2 separate regions of the Mus musculus genome follow, and region 1 is linked to region 2. A link is a loop called in an ENCODE intact Hi-C map of the cell type or tissue named here. Cell type or tissue: gastrocnemius. All regions are shown on one strand. Links, peaks and the distances in the headings refer to the core of each region. The heading gives the core; the rest is flanking DNA.

Region 1 (9,321 bases), core at 2,064-6,063, 77 kb after region 2:
CACGGACTCTCAGCCATTCAATGGTGACCCGAGCCCGGGCACTGTGTGGGGACAGCCTCTCAAACCTCCGGAGAGCTGTTCTGGGCACAGGCTCCTGGAACAGCCGCAGCACAGCCTGCACCAGCTCGCTGTTAGGCGGCAGCCGCTGCTCCATTCCGAACACTAGCAGGTGAGTGGAGGTCTCTGACATCAGGAACCTGCCTGCCACCTCTGTGGACAAGGACAGAGTCAGCCGGGCCTCTCCAGGTATCACAAGACCTCTAGGATGGCAGAGCCACTGTACTTGAAGGAGGCCAGGACAGAGCCGTTACAGTTCTGTGCCTTTTTAAAATCTCCAGCAAGAGCTTGTTCACTAAACCTCCCCAAGCAAGCACAAAGAGCTTTGGGATCCAGAAGTAATGAAGCTGAAGAGAGTAGGGTCCTTATAGAAGCCGGGTCATGGATCTGGCTTTCTTTCTGATCCCAGCCCTAACGGGGAGAGGCTCCATTTAGGCTCCTGCATCTCACTAGCGGGCTATACTGTTCTCAGAATACTGGACGTTTTGTTTGCTTTTAACCCAAAGTAGCTTCAACCAGTAATTTACTTCAGTGTTCATAGCACAAGACACAGTTGGCCACTGTCCCAGATGGTCCTAGATAGTCACCCCAGAAGTCACACTACTGTCTCCAGAAGAACTGGGTCCTTGCTACACCTACCCATACCCTATGATCCTGTTTTGCCCTGCTCTATTCTTCTCTGAGTCTGGGTCTTGTCAGTCACTCCAGCCTGATGTATATCTCCTCCTGGCCTTGAGAGTCCTGAGGACTTGGTCACACCTCTCAACACACACACAAAGAAAGGGTCTACATCACCAGAGTGGGCATGGTCAGTCTGCCCTGTCTAGAGACCAGGGACAGCAGGAAGAGCTCACCTCGAAAATTCTGGCTGAACCTCTTGCCTCGGGAGCGGTCAGCGTGACTTCCCTGCAGCAGGGCCACATACTGGGACCTCACGTGGGTAGGGATGGCCATCTCCTCCACATCCGCGCTGTCCAGGGTGGGGGCCTGGCTGAGCTGCAGCTGCTGCAGTAGACTGCTCAGGACCTGTTCCTCGGTCATCGCTGCCCCAGGGCCAGCCAGGGGCAGTACCCAGAGTGCCCAGCAAAGCCACAGGGACTTCATGGCGCTGCCCAGGAGGAATCGTGGATATATGCGTCCCTAAAAGTGCCCTGAAAAGTTCTTGGGACCTAGACGGTCTGCTGAGGGCTGGCACTGGCCTTCTTTATAGTTGGCCCTGGGGTGGGGGGCAGGGAGGAAGGACAAGAAAGGTCACACCCCTGGGACCTCCTGGGAACTCAGCATGAGACAAGCCCCTGCGCCCTGAGGAGGGGCTGTCTAAGAAAGGACACAGAGAGCTGTCTGGAAGACACACGGACTGAGATTTCTGTCTGTGGGGTCACTGCCTCTCAACGATACTGTTCGCTCTTGTTGGAATTATCTGATAATATCACCGTCTGTTTTGTGGGATAGAGAATTCCTCGGGGCAAAAAACAGAGAGACTCTTTCACCAGTTGTTGAAGTACTATATTACCTGCATAGCCATGGCTGGGCTGAATTCTTCAGAAACGACTCTAGGTCAGGCGGACCCCAAACTTGTGATAATCCTCCTCCCATCATCCTCTGCATGCTAGAACTACAGCTGTGTATCACTATGCCAGACCTGTTTAAGACTCTGGAAGATTCTCCATGGGCCAGTGGAGGTCTAGATTTGTCCGTGGAGGAACAAAGAGGGGCAGAGTCCTGTATTCCAGCTGTCTCTGGTCAATTCCACAGATACCCCGGAGTCAAAGGAACCGTATACATCCTTCAGTACCCCCACGGGTCTGTCCAGGTTCGTCACGGTCCTCATCACACCCCACCCCTCCCATGCCAGAGGAAGACAGATGCCGCTAACTAGAGATTTTGCTAGCATAGTCTCAGGAAACATGAAGACTGCGCATGTCTCTCTGCTCTCAGAGTGCCACAGAATGTGCCTCTTCAGACAGCAACTCCTTCTGGGAGGGCTCGCCCACTAGGCTCATACCACAAGCGCTCAGGCTTGTGTCTTGCTCATACCACAGACTTAGAGACAGAAACCATCCAGAGGCCAAATCTGCCTGGAAACATGTCCAGTCCACAGCTGCAGGCACCTGACTGGCCCTACTTCTTCTAGCTCCCAGTTTACAACAGCTGGGTCTTGATACTTGGTAAATTTTATAAATTCTCAATGCCTTGTGTTTTTATTATCTAAAGGAGCAGTTGACAATGACAGAAGACCCTGTCTCAAAACAAATACATAACATATGCGCATGCAAGATACATCCTCAGCAGACATCCATCGTATGAGTGATCATGTGTGCCAGGCCCCATCCCAAGCTGGGAGTAGGGTTCCACACAGCCCTTACGAGGCAGGTTTTAGCTGCAAGTGCATCTTTCAGATGCTGGTCAGCTCACTACAGGACAAAGTCACCTGTCCTGTCACAGTATGCAGTTAGAGGAGACCTTGCGATACAGATATTTGCATCTGCCCCCTAAGGCCTCTCTGGCTCAGAGGTCTAAGTGTGTGCAGAAGGAAACCTTTCCTGTAGCCAATGAGAGGTGAACAATGGCCACAGAGGAGCTTAAGGGCCAAAGGGCCTGGTGGACAGGGATCACCTCTCTGCCTTCCCAGGAGGACACTGGCCCCTGGGTGTGTATGCGCTGTGTTCTACCTTTCTCAAACAACCCTGAGAGCAGAGAAAACCCTCTCAGGTTCAAGGGCTCTGGGTAACAGCCCAAACACACACACACACACACACACACACACACACACACACACACACGAGTGCATGCACGAGCACACATATGTACACATTCTCACGTACATATTAATATATGTAGAAGATTTATAGTAGTAAGTGGGTGGGCTCAGAACTTAGAAGAGGAACATAACTGCCGGGCAGGGTGGCGCACGCCTTTAATCCCAGCACTCGAGGGGCAGAGGCAGAATTTCTGAGTTCGAGGCCAGCCTGGTCTACAGAGTGAGTTCCAGGACAGCCAGGGCTATACAGAGAAACCCTGTCTCAAAAAAAAACCCAAAAAAAAAAAAAAAGAGAGGAGCAGAAATAACTCTGATAAGGCTAAGGGTCTAAGTCTCTAGTACAGCATTTGCAAGTCCTTGGTTTTGATCTCTACCACGTCAAAGAAAAGAAAAAAAAATCTGTCCCTAATCATAATAAATCATGCATGCAAGATGTGTGTGTGGTTTTGGGGTGTGTGTGTGTGTGTGTGTGTGTGTGTGTGTGTGTGTGTTGGCTTTGTTTTGTTTTGTGACAAGGTCTCATTATGTAGCCCAGGCTAGCCTTGAACTCAAAGTCCTCCTACCTCAGCCTCCCTGGTGCAGAGATTCTAGGCATGTACTACCATGCCTGGCATTGTTAACTCTTTATCCCTGGGGTAGACAGGGAGGTTTGCATTATTATTTCCACTTAATAGATGAAGACACCGAGGCGTAAAACTGTTACATGACCTGTCTAAGGGCAGATATTGACTGCCAAAGTTAGGGCTATTTGGATATATATGACAGAGAGTTTGGAGGGGTCACAGGATAGGCAGGCTGAAGTAAGAGGAAATATAGAAATCCAGGCAGCTGGCCCCAGAGAGGGAAGTCCCAGGGTCACAGACCTGCTTCTCAGTCATTTTTCTCTTATCTCCCACCTCTGTTTCCAAGGAAACTAGGTAATGCCCCAGAAGGACTTCAAATGTCTCATCTGGGGCTGGGGGTAGCTCAGTGTCTGGACGCTCACCTAGCATTCGAAAGGTCCTGAGTTCCATCCCCCAGCACAGAAAAACAGAAAAACAAAATCTAATCCCATCCTGGAGCTCACATCTCCTAATGAGGAGCCCCTGAAATATAAGACCCCCACTCTGTATCCGGCTTTCTTCAAAAGGAACACCGCCGCTGCCTTCCTTTGCAAGTGATTAACAGGGAAGGGACTTTATAGGATGCTAACATTTGGGGCTTTAGTCAAGCCAAACGGCACAGAGGTGTCACATTTACAGGCCACCAGAACGTGAGGTCCTTCGTCCCTGGAAGCTCTTCTGGGCTGGTGTGCCTTAAATATGCAAGAGTTCACCACCCTTGCAATGGGCGAAAGGAAACCCTGTGGCTTATCATCGTAGCTGGCTTCGTGTCAAAATGTAACACCCAAGGCCCTGCTGTGTTCAGTAAGACCTTCTGTGCCAGAGCCAAAGGACAGGCATCTGGGGCAGATGCTTTCTGACTTGCAGATGTACACAGGGGATCTCTACCGCCACCTCAAGGACACCTTGGGTCTGAGGCCTTCTGGGGCACCCAGAGTGATCAGCAATAGAATAGCTAAGCCTAGGAAGTTCAGAATTGGGCCCTGGGTAGAAGAGGAACTGCATAGTCATTATTTGGCCTCGCTAAGGACCTGGGATAGGGAATCTCAGCTTTCTGAATCCGTCCTCTGCTTTGCAGAGAGTGTTTTTCTCTGTGTGTCTACTGCATATGTGTGTTTCCTCGCCCCCAATAAAAACACCTTGTTTTTTAAAAATATATCTTTATATTTACTTATTTTATGTATGTGAGTACATTGTGGTTCTCCTCGGACGCACCAGAAGAGGGCACACACCAGAGGACGGCATCGGATCCTATTACAGATGGTTGTGAGCCACCACATGGCTGCTGGGAATTGAGCTCAGGACCTCTGGAACAAGAGCCAGTGATCATAACCGCTGAGCCATCTCTCTAGCCTATAAAAACACCTTTTTTTTTTTTTAAGTTAAAAAGAAAAAACCTGGAATACCTGGGAGTCGCTTTAGGGACTCAGAATCCCTGGGCCCTGAGGCTGAATTGGCGAACCCTTCCCCAGAGCACTCCTGGGGTGACCTCTAGGGGCGTGCATAGGTGATCCACACTGAGAAACTAAGCCCCCTTCCCAATTTAGGGAACGCCCCATCATCATCGCCTGGTGATGTTCAGTATCAATGAAGGACTGGTCTAGACAAACCATCCTCTTTCCCTGCTAGTGTGTAGAACCAGACATCTCAGAGCAGAAACTAACTATCCAGACAGTGTAGATGGTACAGAGAAAACAGTCTCGGAGGGGCTGCAGCATTCCAGGGTCACACGGGACTGATACACAGACACTCAAAGGTCATAGCTCTTCCCACACCTCAAACTCTGTCTGCTGCTGGCTTTACTGCCAGATGCCATCCATCAGCAGCAGGCAGCTTGGGAACCCAGACGACTCGGGGTCCAATGGGGGCAGGGCAGTGTAAAACGCAGACAGAAAAACAGAGGGTCAATCTCCCAGAGTCGATCTTCCCAAGACTCCTGGATGTGGATTCCCAGGAGCCCTCGGAGTTCTGTTGGGGAAATACAGTGATTGGGCAATTAGCCACGGCCCAAAGAAGGAAGCAGATGTGGATTAGGAAACTTTTACAGTGGGCAGATTGCCCAAGTAGGGGGAGGGTGGGGCTACTTTTGTGATGCAAAAGCTAGGCCTCTCCCTCATATTGTGGATCTGAGTGGGACGGGGTGTCTGAGGTGGAGCCCGGCCCGGCCTGAAAGCCGGAAAGCACCTCCGGTCCTAGAAAGCTGTGTAAATCAGACCTCTCCCCCAAGGGCTTCTAAGGCGGGGACAGGGCAGACTTCTTTGAGGTTGCAGAGGTGCCCCCTCCTCCACCACAGCCCCGCCCTTCGGAGCTTCTATGCTGCGAATGTTCTGAGTGGTCACAGAAGTGCTGTGGCAAAATACAAACACTTGAGGCCACCACCTGATGTGTGTTCCTTAGGGCCGGTGCACAAGCACCGAACGAACTCCCCACAACCCTGTTCGCTCCATCCTCTGGGGCCCATAGTCCAGGGCGAGTCATTCCACACAGTGGGGCATCACAGAGCCTCCATGCAAAACACCTCCGTGCTTCAGGGTTGGCCCTGTGCCTTCCCTTTCCACGGCCTACTGTTCTGTCACTCTCTACCAGGCCAGTGTGCTCCAGAAGTTGATATTTGAGTCACCTGTGAGACCTGTGGCCTCCTGAACCCTGGCTGCCTAGATTTCACTAGAGACAGGGTCCAGACATCAGAAGGTAAAGATTCTTCTGTTGGAGACATAGGGCAGAGGGGACAGGGGTGTGTCAGAGCAGTCAGTCCAGTGAGACAAATGTCTAAATCAGATTAGAGGATTATTCCATTCATAGACAACCCAGCCCTTCCAGAGGATGGTACCTCCGCTTCCTGACTACCTCTGACGCAAAGAAAGAAAAGGATGGGGGAGGGGAAAGAGAGGGTACCACACATAGGACAACAACCTTGACCTGAGATCTGTTTTGGGTTTTCTCTGTCCTGTCTAGAAATTTTAGAGTAGGGACAGACAGTAGCTCTTTTACTTTCTTACTACTCTGTTATACGCAAGAGAAAAAAAATGTATAATACTCAATGCTCCGAAGCTAATGAGAGACCTATTGAGTTGGAATTATCTAGGGATTGGAATACAGTTCAACAGGAGAGTGCTTGCCTACATATGCAAAGCTCTGAGTTCAATCCCTAGCAAAGACAGACAGAGAGAGAAAGGGAGAAGAGAATAAAAATTAAGGGCTGGCAGGATGGTTCGCCATGCGAAGATGCTTGCCACCAAGCCAAACAGTCCAAGTTCAATCCCCAGAATGGTAGAGAGAACTGACTCCTGTAACTTGTCCCCTGATCTCTGCAGGAGTGTCATGACTTGTGTGTGCATGCACTCAACAAATGAATTAGGAAGAGAGAAACAGAGACAGAGACAGAGAGGCTCAGAACCCTAGGAGCCACTGTTGAGCTGGGTCAGCAGAGTCTCTTCCATAGGACCCCAGTTTGGTTCCCAGGCTCCGCATCAGGTGGTTCAAAACCTCCCATAAATCCAACTCCAGGGAATTCAACAGCCTCTCCTGGCCGTCCTGGGCACCCGCGCACACGTGGTAGACAGCCACGCAGATACGCTTAAATTAAAAGTAAATTTAAAAGAATACAGAAATCACATTGGAAATTTTCCTGGGATGTAACTCAGCTGGCCTAGCTCCAGATCCTGGGTTCAGATGCAGCGCTGCAGACAAAGAAGAAAGAAGAAAGCATTAGCCCTAGAATTGCCTCCATCTTCTTCTAAATCCCTGTCCCCTCACCTACCTCCTCCTCCCGAATACCTCTCCGTATCTTTCCCCATCACCTATGGAACTTTCCACTTCTAAGACAGGGGCTATTTGGGACCGTCTTGTCTTCCTTCCATTTCTACATCTTGCACAAGGGTCTCCACCATGCCCTTGGCCAGGCACCAGGGCGGCACCTCCCTCTCCCAGACAGAATTTCCTCTACTCCACAGCCCAGCTCAGATCCTGGTAGCCAACCCGAGTGCTGGCATTCTGGCCTGCTCACTTGCCCTCACCTTTCTATACCATTCTCCTCTCTAATTTATCTTACCAGTGTGGGTGTGGTGTGGTGATTGTATATGTGTGTGGTGTGTATGTATGTGTATGTGTTTGTATGAGTGTAGTGTGTGTAGTGTGGTGAGTGTGTTTGTATGAGTGTAGTGTATGTGTGGTATGGCATGTGTGTGGTGCAGTGCATGCATGTATGTGTGTATTTGTACATGTGTGTGTGGTTTGTGGGGTGTATGGTAAGTGAGTGTGTGTTGTGGTTGTTGTGTGGTGTGGTAAGTGTGTGTATGTGTGTGTGTAGTGTGGTGTGTGTGTGTGGTGTGGTGTGTGTGTGTTTGTGTGTGTGTGATGAGTGTGTGGTGTAGTGCATTTGTGTATGTGTGTGTGTTTCTGTAAGTTCAAAGCCAGCCAGCCTGGCCTACATAGTGAGTTTCAGGACAACCAGACCTATATATAGAGAGAGACCCTGTCTTAAACAAAACAAAATATAATTCTGATTTGACAAGTTCCAGTATCATCTCCTTGGGAGTGTGAAGGATGGAGCCCGGGACACAGTGCATACTAGGGAAGGACGCCGCCATGAGCCATGCCTCAGCTCAGTTCCTTCCTGAAAACTCTTTCCTCATGGTGGCATCTCTCCTCATCCTTCTCTGTGACAGCTGGGCGGTGTTCTCTCCCTCAGGGCAGCAGAGACAGGCATGCCAATCTCTGGTATAGAGAAGCAGCCCTGTGTGGTCCTCCAGTCAAGTGGGAACAAATAGTGCCAAGGAAGTCATCTCACACAGCCCTCCTGGGAGGGAAGATGATACAAAAGAATGAAGAGAAGAGACAGGAAGGGGAGAGGGTCCCTGAGCAGTAAGAAGTGAGAAACTGGAACCATGTGTCCAGGTTAAGTCAGTCTTTGTCAGAAGTCAACAGGCAACACCTCCCTTTCTCAGTGTTATGGATGGAGCCACAGGCCACACAGATGCTAAAGCAAGTGCTGAGATACAATGTTAAAGCTGAAAAAGAGGAAACAAACCAAGCAGGCTGGTGTATGTAAGCACAGACAGTAAGAAGAGCCCCACCTATACAGACATGGGGATCCTGGCCAGAGCAATGCTGTCTAACAATACCAGGCCAGGTGGGTAGGCAGGTTGTCTATGTGATAACCCGTACTAAGCTCTGGTTTCACCTGGCAATAAGTACTAGGCCATCCCCTTCCTCCCTTGGTGATCGCTTTCCCTGTCCTCACATGAGCTCTTAGCTCTCCTCCTCCTCTCCTCCTCTCCCCTCCCCTTTCCTCCCCTCCCCTCCCCTCCCCTCCCCTTCCCTCCTCTCCCCTTTCTCTCTCCTCTCCCTCCCCTCTCTTCTCCTCCCCTATCCTCTCCCTCTCCCTCTTCTCTCCCTCTCTCCTCTCCTCTCCTCCTCTCCTCTCCTCTTCTCTGTGTAGCCAGGCTGGACTTAAACTCATAGATCTTCCTGCTTCTACCTCCTGAGTGCTGAGATCAAAGGTGAGTACCACCATGCCCAGCTGTTTTTAAGTCTATGTCTCATTTTGACACACTCTGTTTGTTTCTTTGGATGTTTGTTTGTTTGTTTGTTTGTTTTAAACAGGCTTTCTCTGAGTAGTCATGGTTATCCTGGAACAGGCTCTGTAGACCATGCTGGCCTCAAAAATCTCCCTGTCTCTGCCTCTCAAGTGTTGGGACTAAAGGCATGCACCACCACTGCCCAACAGTCTTGTTCTTTCTTTAAGCACATTTGATTCTAAATTTTTTGTCTCTTTGCCTGTCTATCTATTGAGGTGTGGGGGGGGTCTTACTTTATAGCTCTAGTTGACCTGAAACTCCCTCTGTAGATCAGGCTGACCTCCAATTCACAGAGATCTGCCTGCCGCTGTCTCCCAAGTGC
Region 2 (9,321 bases), core at 1,783-5,782:
AAGCTGACCTGTGCTACAACATAGGGAGGCTTTGTAAACTATATAGGATCTACATGATGCTGATCATAATGATGATGGTAATGGTGGTGGTGATGTGGTGGTGATGATGGTGGTGGTGGTGATGATGACAACGATGATGATAATTAGGACTGAGGCGACAGCTCAGCTCATGAGGCGCCTGCCGCAAGCGTGAGAACCTGGGATCAGATCCCATGCCCACGTAAATGCTGAGCATGGTGGGACACTTCTGTACCTGAGGCACTGAGAGGAGGAAATGGAGGCAGGCAGAGCCCCAGAGCTAGCCAGTCTACCCAGTCAGAGATCTCTGGCTTTATCCAGAGACCATCTCTAAAAATATACAGCAGACAAGCTGGACAGCACATGCCTTTAGCCCCAGAACTTGGGAGGCAGAGGCTTAGGCTAGAAGATCTTCGGGAGTTTGAGGCCAATCTAGTATACATATATAGACAATGAATTCCAGGCCAGCCAAGGCTACAAGGTGAGACTCGGTCTCAAAAAAGAAAAGAGAGGGGAGAGCAGGGGAGGGGAAAGGAAGAGGAGGGGAGGGGAGGGAAGAGAAAGGAAGGGGAAGGGGAGGGGAGGGGAGAGAAGGGAAGAAGAAGGGGGAAGGGAGGGGAGGAAAGAGAAAGGAAGGGGGAAGGGAAGGGGAGGGGAAAAGAGGGAAGGGAAGGGAAAAGAAGAGAAGGGGGAAAGGAAGGGAAGAGAAAGAACAGAAATATCTATCTGTTCTATACACCAAGTACATGGGCACCCATACTCACCCATGCACACATACATACACAAGCATTCACAAACCAAACAAGATACCATAATGAGCCAACACAGAAACTCACACCAGACATGTTGAGAGAGGCCACAGTAGAGGCCAGCAGAAACAATCATTTAGAAAGGAAAGGAAATTTTGTACTTAGGTAACTACAAGAGGGCACTCTTCTGGGAATCCATGTGACCTGGTGGTAGCTGTCACCGGCAGGTGTGACAGAGTCAGCTGGCCATGAGCCCTAAGACAGACGGACACCAGGGCCACTTACCAAAGGGCACGATAATGGGGCAGGTGATGCTGTAAGCCATGATGACGGTGAAGACACACAGCATCCACGCATACATGGCTCCAAACTCGTATTCAAAAGCCTGGTTCTGGGAAGGAAAGGGTTAAGGATCTCATAAGCTGGCTCTGTCCCCAGACACCCTTCTGTGCACTCCAAGCATGGCGGGTACGGGTGTCCAACGGGGTCAGGGAGGACTAGGTAGTTAGGAATGCTTCTGAAAGGCTTGGCTTTCTCCTCTCCAGCCACGCCCAGATCTTCCAAAGCATGGTGGATGGTGTGTGCTCTCACAGGGCTCCCCTCCTCTAACTGTACCCTCCCACCAGAGCTATGAGCTCCTGGGGCAGATAGAGCTGGAGGATACACCAGAGAGATTCCACACAGACTGGGCATCCCCACCACCACCACCACCATCAGCTCAACCCTAGTTCGGGTAACCTGGGCCAGCTCAGTTTGTGCCTCTGTAAAACAAGATTAGTGGCATCCATCACAAAATCCAGAGGACAGCTGGCTTCCTGCGTCCTCTCACAGAACTCACCAAGGCATAGCGACCCCACACCACCCAACTTAGGAGGTCTGGAATGCGTGCCAGCCTGAAATAGCTTGGACATTGGAGGTATTCCTAAGAATAGGTCCAAACAGAGGTCCCCAGGAAAGGGGTCTACGGGTTGTATATAATCTCTCTCTTACTAAGCAGGGGCTTAACACATTGAATGTGTAGCTTTTAGCTATGCATTTCCTGTGTGATGATTGACCTTGATTTTCAACTTGGCTGGAGTCACAGTCACCTCAGAGTCACAGTTCTCTGTGTTTCTAGAGAGGTTTAACCGAGAAAGAAGACCACCACCCCTCCAGTGTATGTGGCACCACCACTCTGTGGACCACAGTCCCAAGCTGAATGAAAGGAAGAAGAGAGAAAGAGATGAACACTAGCATTCATGTTTCCCTGCTTCCTCATCGGATCCAACGTAACCGGCGGTCTCCCACCCCGCAGCTAGAAACGCTTTCACCCCAACACCTCCCCCACCACAATGGGCTATACCCTCAAACTGAAGGCCAAGACAGGAAGGCCAAATCCCCCCTTTCTTAGGTTGCTTCTGTCAGGTTCCCTGCACAGGCGGTGAGAAGACTGATAGATACAGTGTGTGACCAGATGCATTAGACCACAAAAACCCCAAGGTCTTTTCTCTGGCCCAATGGTCAGCATGAAAACTAGGGAAAGACTTGTCATGATCCAGAGAGGATCCAGGCAGAGGCAGCCCTGAGCCCAGGTTTGCAAAGCTCTTACTGTGCCTAGGATTTATTCCAGAGAACTGAGAGGCCCACAGGCAGGGAGCATGGACAGGACCCAAGGTTATAGTACCTGCTTAACATTCCTGCGGTCAGCGGCCGTCTTGGCCATGATCATGCGGAAGGTATAGAGGATGAGGCCGGGCAGGCGCAACAGCTCCATGCCACTGCCGATGAAGGCTGAGGCGATGACGTAGTTCACAAAGAAGGCACCCTGGTCTGGCAGGAAGACACACCTAGGACGAGATACAGGGCTGTTAGCTGGGAGCCCCAGAGCTTCCTTCCAGCTGGAAAAATAACTGGAGTGGGGGAGGGCACCTCTGGGAGGGCACCTCTGGGAGGGCTCTTGCCATATCCCTCATTCAGCACACATCTGTGGAGACCGTCCGAGTGTCAGTTACTGTGCTGAAAGCCATAATACGTGTGATCCCAGCATTGAGGCAACAGAGGCAGGAAAATCATGATTCTAGGCCCTTCTAGGCTACATAGCAGAATCGTTTCTCAAAATAATAAAATAAAATAGAAAACCAGGCCTCAGACTCTGTTCTCTTTGCTCTTTGCATTTGCACACTCTCTGGGGACACAATCAGATATGGCATACACAGTATGGCAGGCAGTGTTCCAGGAGCTGTCCAGCTGGGGTGGGGAGGGGGGGAGGACAATGTCACTGAGCTTAGAAGGTGTATCAAAAGGTCACTGAGCAAGCAGATCACCTGGACACCAAGGGACTACAGATAATGACATTGATGAAGAGCTGTGAGCCTGGCAGTGCCAAGCAACAGTAGGAGGGCAGGGGGCCCTGGAAAGCAGCGGGCAAAGGGGAGGCAGAACAGGAGGCTGAAAGATACAGCGGACACGGTCGCAACTGTAGGGTGTGCGGGATGAGGGTGGTACTGGTGGAGATGAGGAGGCAGGGTCTGATTCTCTATTTTTCTCGGAGATAGAACTGGGGGAGTGTGCTGATAGACTGGATGGAGGGAGGAGAGGGGAAGGAAAAGACAGGGTGCGCTCCAAGGCTTTTGGGGGGCCAAATTGAGAGAGCTATGAGGAGAACTGGGACATATCAGATCTGGGTTGGGGCCGGTAAAGTCCACAGTGCACAGCAGGGGCTCCACCTGAAGCTGAGGCAGGAGACAGAAGACTCTAAAGTGGTAATATGGATACTGTGGGTTGTTTTCTTTAACTCCTTGGCACTGAAGATGAAGCCCAGCACTGCATACCCCTCGCCCCTTTGTGTACATATTTTAATGCAGTAGCCAAATAGCAATGAAGCCATGAGTCCAAAGGAGGAGGGGCGAGGATAGAGCCCTCCCTCAGGTAGCTTTGCAGGAAGTCCCAAGAAGGTTGCAAAGGAGATGCTGTAGGCAGGGATGGCAAGGGCAGAGCTCGGTGCCAAATGAAAACACTGTGTCTGGGAAGAGCCTCGGCCGGTATGTCAGGTGTGGCTGAGGAGTCACAGAGAGGAGCAGGCCATTGGATGTGGCAGCCAGAAGCCGTGTCTACCCAGGAAAGGGTGAGTTAGGTAGGTGTACGTCTACCTGTAGCTACTTGTTCCTGATTCACCAGCCAAGTCAGCAAGAAGCAACTGCTCCATCTTTATAGGCCAGCCTCCTCCGTGATCATTCCCAGCCAATCTGGGGCCTTTGGGGCTGTTGAAAGCCCTCGAGTATAGTGAAATGGGCTGAATAACTAGTTGGAGAACCTTGGGTGACAACCTCAATATTTCTACACCCCATTATCTGTAAAATGGAGACAGGAATAACATCTGTCCCACAGCTCTCTCTGTCTGTCTCTGTCTCTCTTCTCTTGTCTAGACCACATAGCAAGCACTTGACACAGATCCATCTCCTTACCCACACACCCTCATAGCTTCATAGGGTAAAGGACGCATAAACATTTCGCATGGAGCCATTTTAAATCACAGCTGTCACTATGAGGGAAGTGTCATAGGCTTTGAGTACTAACAAGGACACACACCAGCCCTAAACTGAACTCCATTCTCCTGACAAAAACCACCCACGGGCTACACTGACACTACATTTAATTATTATCCCTCTGTGACTGGGGCACCACTACCTCCCAGAAGTACCTTCCCCAACGGCTCTGTGGTCTGTAAGTAAGTCTTAAACAAGAAAAGTGGGGGCCACTAATAGAGTCTTGGGCTAAAAGACAACCACATTTCTGCAAGTAGACACAAAGTAGGTCAGCTCCCACAACATGCTCCAGGAATGTGGGAGGGGCTGGTGTGAGTGCAAGGCCTGGTATTCCCAGGGGAGGATGCCTGTCCTGAAGGGGAATGGGGAATAACCACACTGCAGCGCTAGCTAGCTGCTGCCACAGCCTCCCTCACTCCCCTTACTCCCCACCCACAACCCCCATCCCCCACCCCACACCCCACACCCAGAGCTCTTCAGTCCCATGCACTGGATGGCAGCCGAGTCAATACTTACTCTAGCCTGATTGAGGTTTCCGAGGAAGTTTTGTCAAAGAGCCACCGGAAGAAGAAATCCAAGCTGAAAAGCAGAAAAGCAGATGAATTCCATATGTTTCTTATTCATTTGTTTGTTTCATTTTGTGTTTTGATTTGGCTTGGTTTGGTTTGGTTTTTGTTTGTTTGTTTGGTTGGTTGGTTGATTGGTTTTTCAAGACAGGGTTTCTCTGTATAGCTTTGTCTGTCCTAGAACTCACTCTGTAGACCAGGCTGCCCTCGAACTCAGAAATCCACCTGCCTCTGCCTCCCAAGTGCTGGGATTAAAGGCGTGGGCCACACTGCCCGGCTTGTTTGTTTGTTTGTTTGTTTGTTTAATTGATTGATTTCCAGTACTGAAGATGAAACCCAAGGTCTTGCTCACACCAATCTAGAGTTCTACCCTCCGGTTTTCTTTCTCACACTCATGCAGTGTGAGACCCTTTCTTCCACTCTAAAAGCAGCCCCAACCTTGAGACATTTGTCCCCTGAGGTCACACAGGCTTTAGCTGGCACTTCCCTCCACAAGATAAACACAGCTAGGACTAGCCCCACCCTACCAGGGAAGTCCGCTGTAAGTTTTGTTCACAAGCTTCTTGTCTTTAAGGACTATGGGACTTCCAGAATAGACAGCAAGAACCCATCCTGAGTCTGACTGGGGCCAGGCAAGAGGTGGAAGGTACCTGGTGAGACCGAGGGAGGGCAGGATCAGCACCATGAAGATCAAAAATATGTAGACCTTCGACACCATGATCCGGTTTTCCCCTGACCTGCGAGGGAACAGAGGTGAGTGTTTAAGTTGTCAAAGTAAGATCAGGCAGCATGCCTGCGGCCCCGGGTGGGGTGAGAAGCCCAGGCTGTGCTCACCTTGTCCAGTGGGACTCCAGCAGCGTGGAGTAGTAGACAATGGACGGAAGCAGCGCAGAGAAGGACCACAGCAGGAGTGTGGGGAAGAACTGGCTGATGACGGGGTTCTGCAAGACACGAACCATCACAGAGAGTCAAGATGGCGCTGGGGCTGTGGTCACTGGTGGCCTAGTGGCTCACAGCCATCCTCCAGAGCCAAAGGTGAGATGGGTAAAGGGTGGGCAGTCCTCAAACGTGGGCAAGGAGACCATCATTACTCTCTGCGGTTATGTGGCCCTTTGCAGCGAAGGAGGTACGAGCAGTGATGGGCCAGATGAAGGAGGCGTCTCCATCCCTAGGGCAAAGCTGACAGCTGCTATCTGGAGGCCAGGGCTCCTCTCCACATGGCCCACCAGTCAGCTCCACCGTGTCTGATTCCAATCCTGTTCACACTAGTTGGTACCAGTTACAAATGTTACAGAATCTAGGCCACCTAGGGGTATGGTTCCATATCGAGTGCTTGCTGAGTGTGTGTGAGCTCCTGAATTCCATCGCCTGTACCTCAGAAATAAATGTATTTAAAAGATAAAGTTAAATGTTTTGAAAAGAAATTTCTGAAAGGAAGTTTTTTCTGAAAAGAAAAAATTCCTGAAAATATGTTGTTTTATCACATAAGAGTAAACTGGGGGCTGGAAAGATGGCTTAGTTGTTAAAAGCACTGGCTGCTCTTCCAGAGGTCCTGAGTTCAATTCCCAGCAACCACCTGCTGGCTCACAACCAACTGTAATGGGATCTGATGCCCTCTTCTGGTGTGTCTGAGGAGAGCTACAATTGTACTCGTATACATAAAATAAAGAAATCTTAAAAATATATATAATTTATGCAAGACAGCCAAAGGGAACTCTACCCAGCAGATCTCTCTTCCAAAGACCAGGCCTTGTCCCGCATCAACTGGCAAAAGGATGAGCTTGACCGGCTGTGAGTCTACAGAAAACTATGTTGTGTATGCTTAGGGCGTTGTAACGATTTCTAGTCAGCTCCCTCTATATATCACAGGTGTAACATGAATGAAAAACATAGGCTCAGAATTCACCGGCAACGGATGGAAAAGCCAGGACCACAGCGTCAGGACCACAGTGCCAGGGCCCCTCCCAAGCTCTGGATTACAGATGTGCAGTATGACATCTGAATGTCTATCATGCCTGGCCATCTAAGGCTGTGGTTCTCAACCTTCCTAATGCTGAGACCCTTTAATACAGTTCCTCATGTAGTGGTAACTCCAATCATAAAATTATTTTCATTGCTTCTTCATAACTGTAACTTTGCTACTGTTATGAATTGTAATGTAACTATCTGGCATGCTGACATCTGATATGCTACCTCTGTGAAAATGTTGTTTGACCTCCAAAAGGGCACTGACCCACAGCTTGAGAACCTCTGATCTAAGGTATCCCACCACCCCAACTAACAAAGCTCTTTTCATGTGTCTTGTGCCTTACGTCCCTTCTCTGTCTACGTGTGTGTGTGTGTGTGTATGTGTGTGGTATGTATGTATGTATGTATGTATGTATGTATGTATGTATGTATGTATCATTGGAAGCACAGCTTAAAAGGACTTCTACACTGTGTATTGGGGGTTTTGTTTAATTGGTTGGTTGGTTTTGGTTTTTAATTTTTTAATGTGTATGTGTGCTTGCCTCTGTGGATGGGTAAATGCGTACACGTTCAGTCAGGTGTGGAGAGCAGAGTGACTTGCAACTATAAGCTGTCTAACATGGTGCTGGGAACAGAGCCCATGTCCTCTATAAACGCAGTAAGTGCTCTTAACCATGAGACATGTCTCTGGACCTGGCTGGCCTGTTTTTGAAAGAGGATCTGACTCTGTGGCCCAGGCTGGCCTTGAACTTGCATTAATCCTCCTGCCTCTACTTCGCAAGTGCAGGGCTTGCAGGTGTGAGCCATCACACCCCTACGTGTTCTGCTTTCATTATAACCTTACCAGAATGACTATGTAATTTTTCATAAACTTTGCACATTTTTCCAGACTAGATACACTTCATTCAACTGAAACGTTCTTTCCTGTGAGCAATAGACTGGTTCCATTAAGTGACTATAACTGCATTACCATAAAGGCACTACAATAAACATTGCCATGCCTGCTTTCAGCTTAAAAGGCCAAATGTAGGCTAGGAGTGCTCCATTCTATAAGACTGCTTGCTGTGCAAGTATGAAATCCCCAGCAGTCCATGTAGAAAGCCAGGCTTGGCGCATGCCTATGCCCACAGCACGGCAAGAAGTGGAGGCAGGAAGATCACGGGGCGGGGCGGGGCGGGGGAGATGGGGTGGTTCTAGCCACCAGCCTATTGCCAGGTCTGAGAGACTGTCTCAAAGTAATAGAGCAAGACAACCAATGTCCTTCTCTAGCTTCCACAACGGCCTGGCCCCCTGCTTCAAACCCTCCACGCCCAGGTCTCACGGCTCCCCACCACCCCTTTCCTGCAGGCTGGTCACTCACATTCAGTGCGTGGATGGGTTTGGTAACATTGAACTTGTCCATGGTAGACATAATGATGGAGGGCGTGGTCAGGAAAAACAGCACCACAAACAGAGAGAAGTTGATACCCAGCCACTGGAGCCACCAGCGAACGCCCTGGATGGAGAGGTTCTTCCTGCAGAGACAACACCAGCCGAGAGAGAGGCTTAGTCTCTCAGACATGGACATCCGCTGTGGCTGAGGCACGTCGGGTGAACTTTAGGGAAGCCAGACTAGGGCTCTGGCTGAGACTCCTCTGGGCCCCAAGAGGAAAATTAAAATAATAAAACCAACGAAAATAGAATACTACCTGGCATATCGTAGATGTTTAAATATTTGTTAAAAAGCTGGGTATAGTGGTGGCACGTGCCTTTGTTACCAGCACTCAGGAAGCAGAGGCAGGCAGGCAGGCAGGCAGATCACTGAGTTCAAAGACAGCCTGGTCTACATAGTAAGTTCCAGGACAGCCAGGGCTACATACTGAGACCCTATCTTAAAACAATCAAAAAAATGATAAAATAATAAATAAATATTTGTTTTTAAAAGTTAAAAAAAATAAAAAGGCAGGCCACATCTACGCCCCAGGTAAGCAGGCATCCCCGGCAGGAAGCCGGGTCTCTCTCCCACTCGTCCCAAGTCTGGAAACTTACCAGCAGATGTCCTCAGGATAGGAGGCAAAAGTGACCGTCCACTTGGAGACACAGAGCTCTCTGCTATAGGAGGATGGCTGGGGCTCCCCTTTGCACCGAAGGCCCTGGCACTTGCAGGCATTGAAGTCTTTCAGTATGCTGTCAAGAAACACAAAGCTGTTACTGCATGTCACCTGTGAGCCACCAACATCCACAGCAACTGCAGACAGAAAAGAGCACAGGACGCCACCCCAGAGTCACTATCTTATTATAATTAGTGCTAGGAAAGACTGGCCTGCAATCCCAGCCCTGGAGAGGCTGAGGCAGGAGCATCATGGGTAGACAAGGCCAGCCTGGGCCACATAGTATGGTTCAAGTCAGTCGTAGCTATTTAAGACCCTGTCTCAAACGATCAAAAAGAAACACCACACGTGCCACACTTCAGGCTGCGATTTGTCCTCATCATGACTCAACAGGCAAAAGGTTGCT

Evidence for each region. Hi-C counts contacts between places; a loop is a spot of excess contacts. Peaks named below come from ENCODE experiments on the same cell type or tissue, not always from the same donor. Only the 100,000 strongest peaks of a DNase experiment are listed, where the experiment ranks them.
Region 1: it touches region 2 in a loop (3-fold over the local background); 32 of 42 quality-filtered maps call a loop at or near these places.

What each region holds. Positions count from the first base shown.
Region 1 is chr1:180,885,024-180,894,344 of GRCm38, reverse strand. It overlaps Lefty2 (left-right determination factor 2), which reads right to left and starts at 1,237. Exons shown (of 4, transcript NM_177099.4): 1 at 912-1,237; 2 at 1-210. The coding sequence starts at 1,161. Gm39714 (a long non-coding RNA gene) reads left to right here and starts at 8,882. Exons shown (of 3, transcript XR_865782.1): 1 at 8,882-8,921. In gastrocnemius, for the core only: a CTCF peak has its summit at 4,319; a DNase peak (open chromatin) is centred at 5,526; H3K4me3 peaks cover 909 bases; H3K27ac peaks cover 1,000 bases.
Region 2 is chr1:180,962,017-180,971,337 of GRCm38, reverse strand. Tmem63a (transmembrane protein 63a) reads right to left here. Exons shown (of 23, transcript NM_144794.2): 13 at 8,854-8,991; 14 at 8,186-8,339; 15 at 5,692-5,798; 16 at 5,508-5,594; 17 at 4,808-4,870; 18 at 2,431-2,593; 19 at 1,053-1,158. Among named protein-coding and RNA genes, the nearest start is that of Tmem63a, 24 kb to the right of the region's middle. In gastrocnemius, for the core only: no CTCF peak of the experiment used is centred there; no DNase peak of the experiment used is centred there; H3K27ac peaks cover 2,028 bases.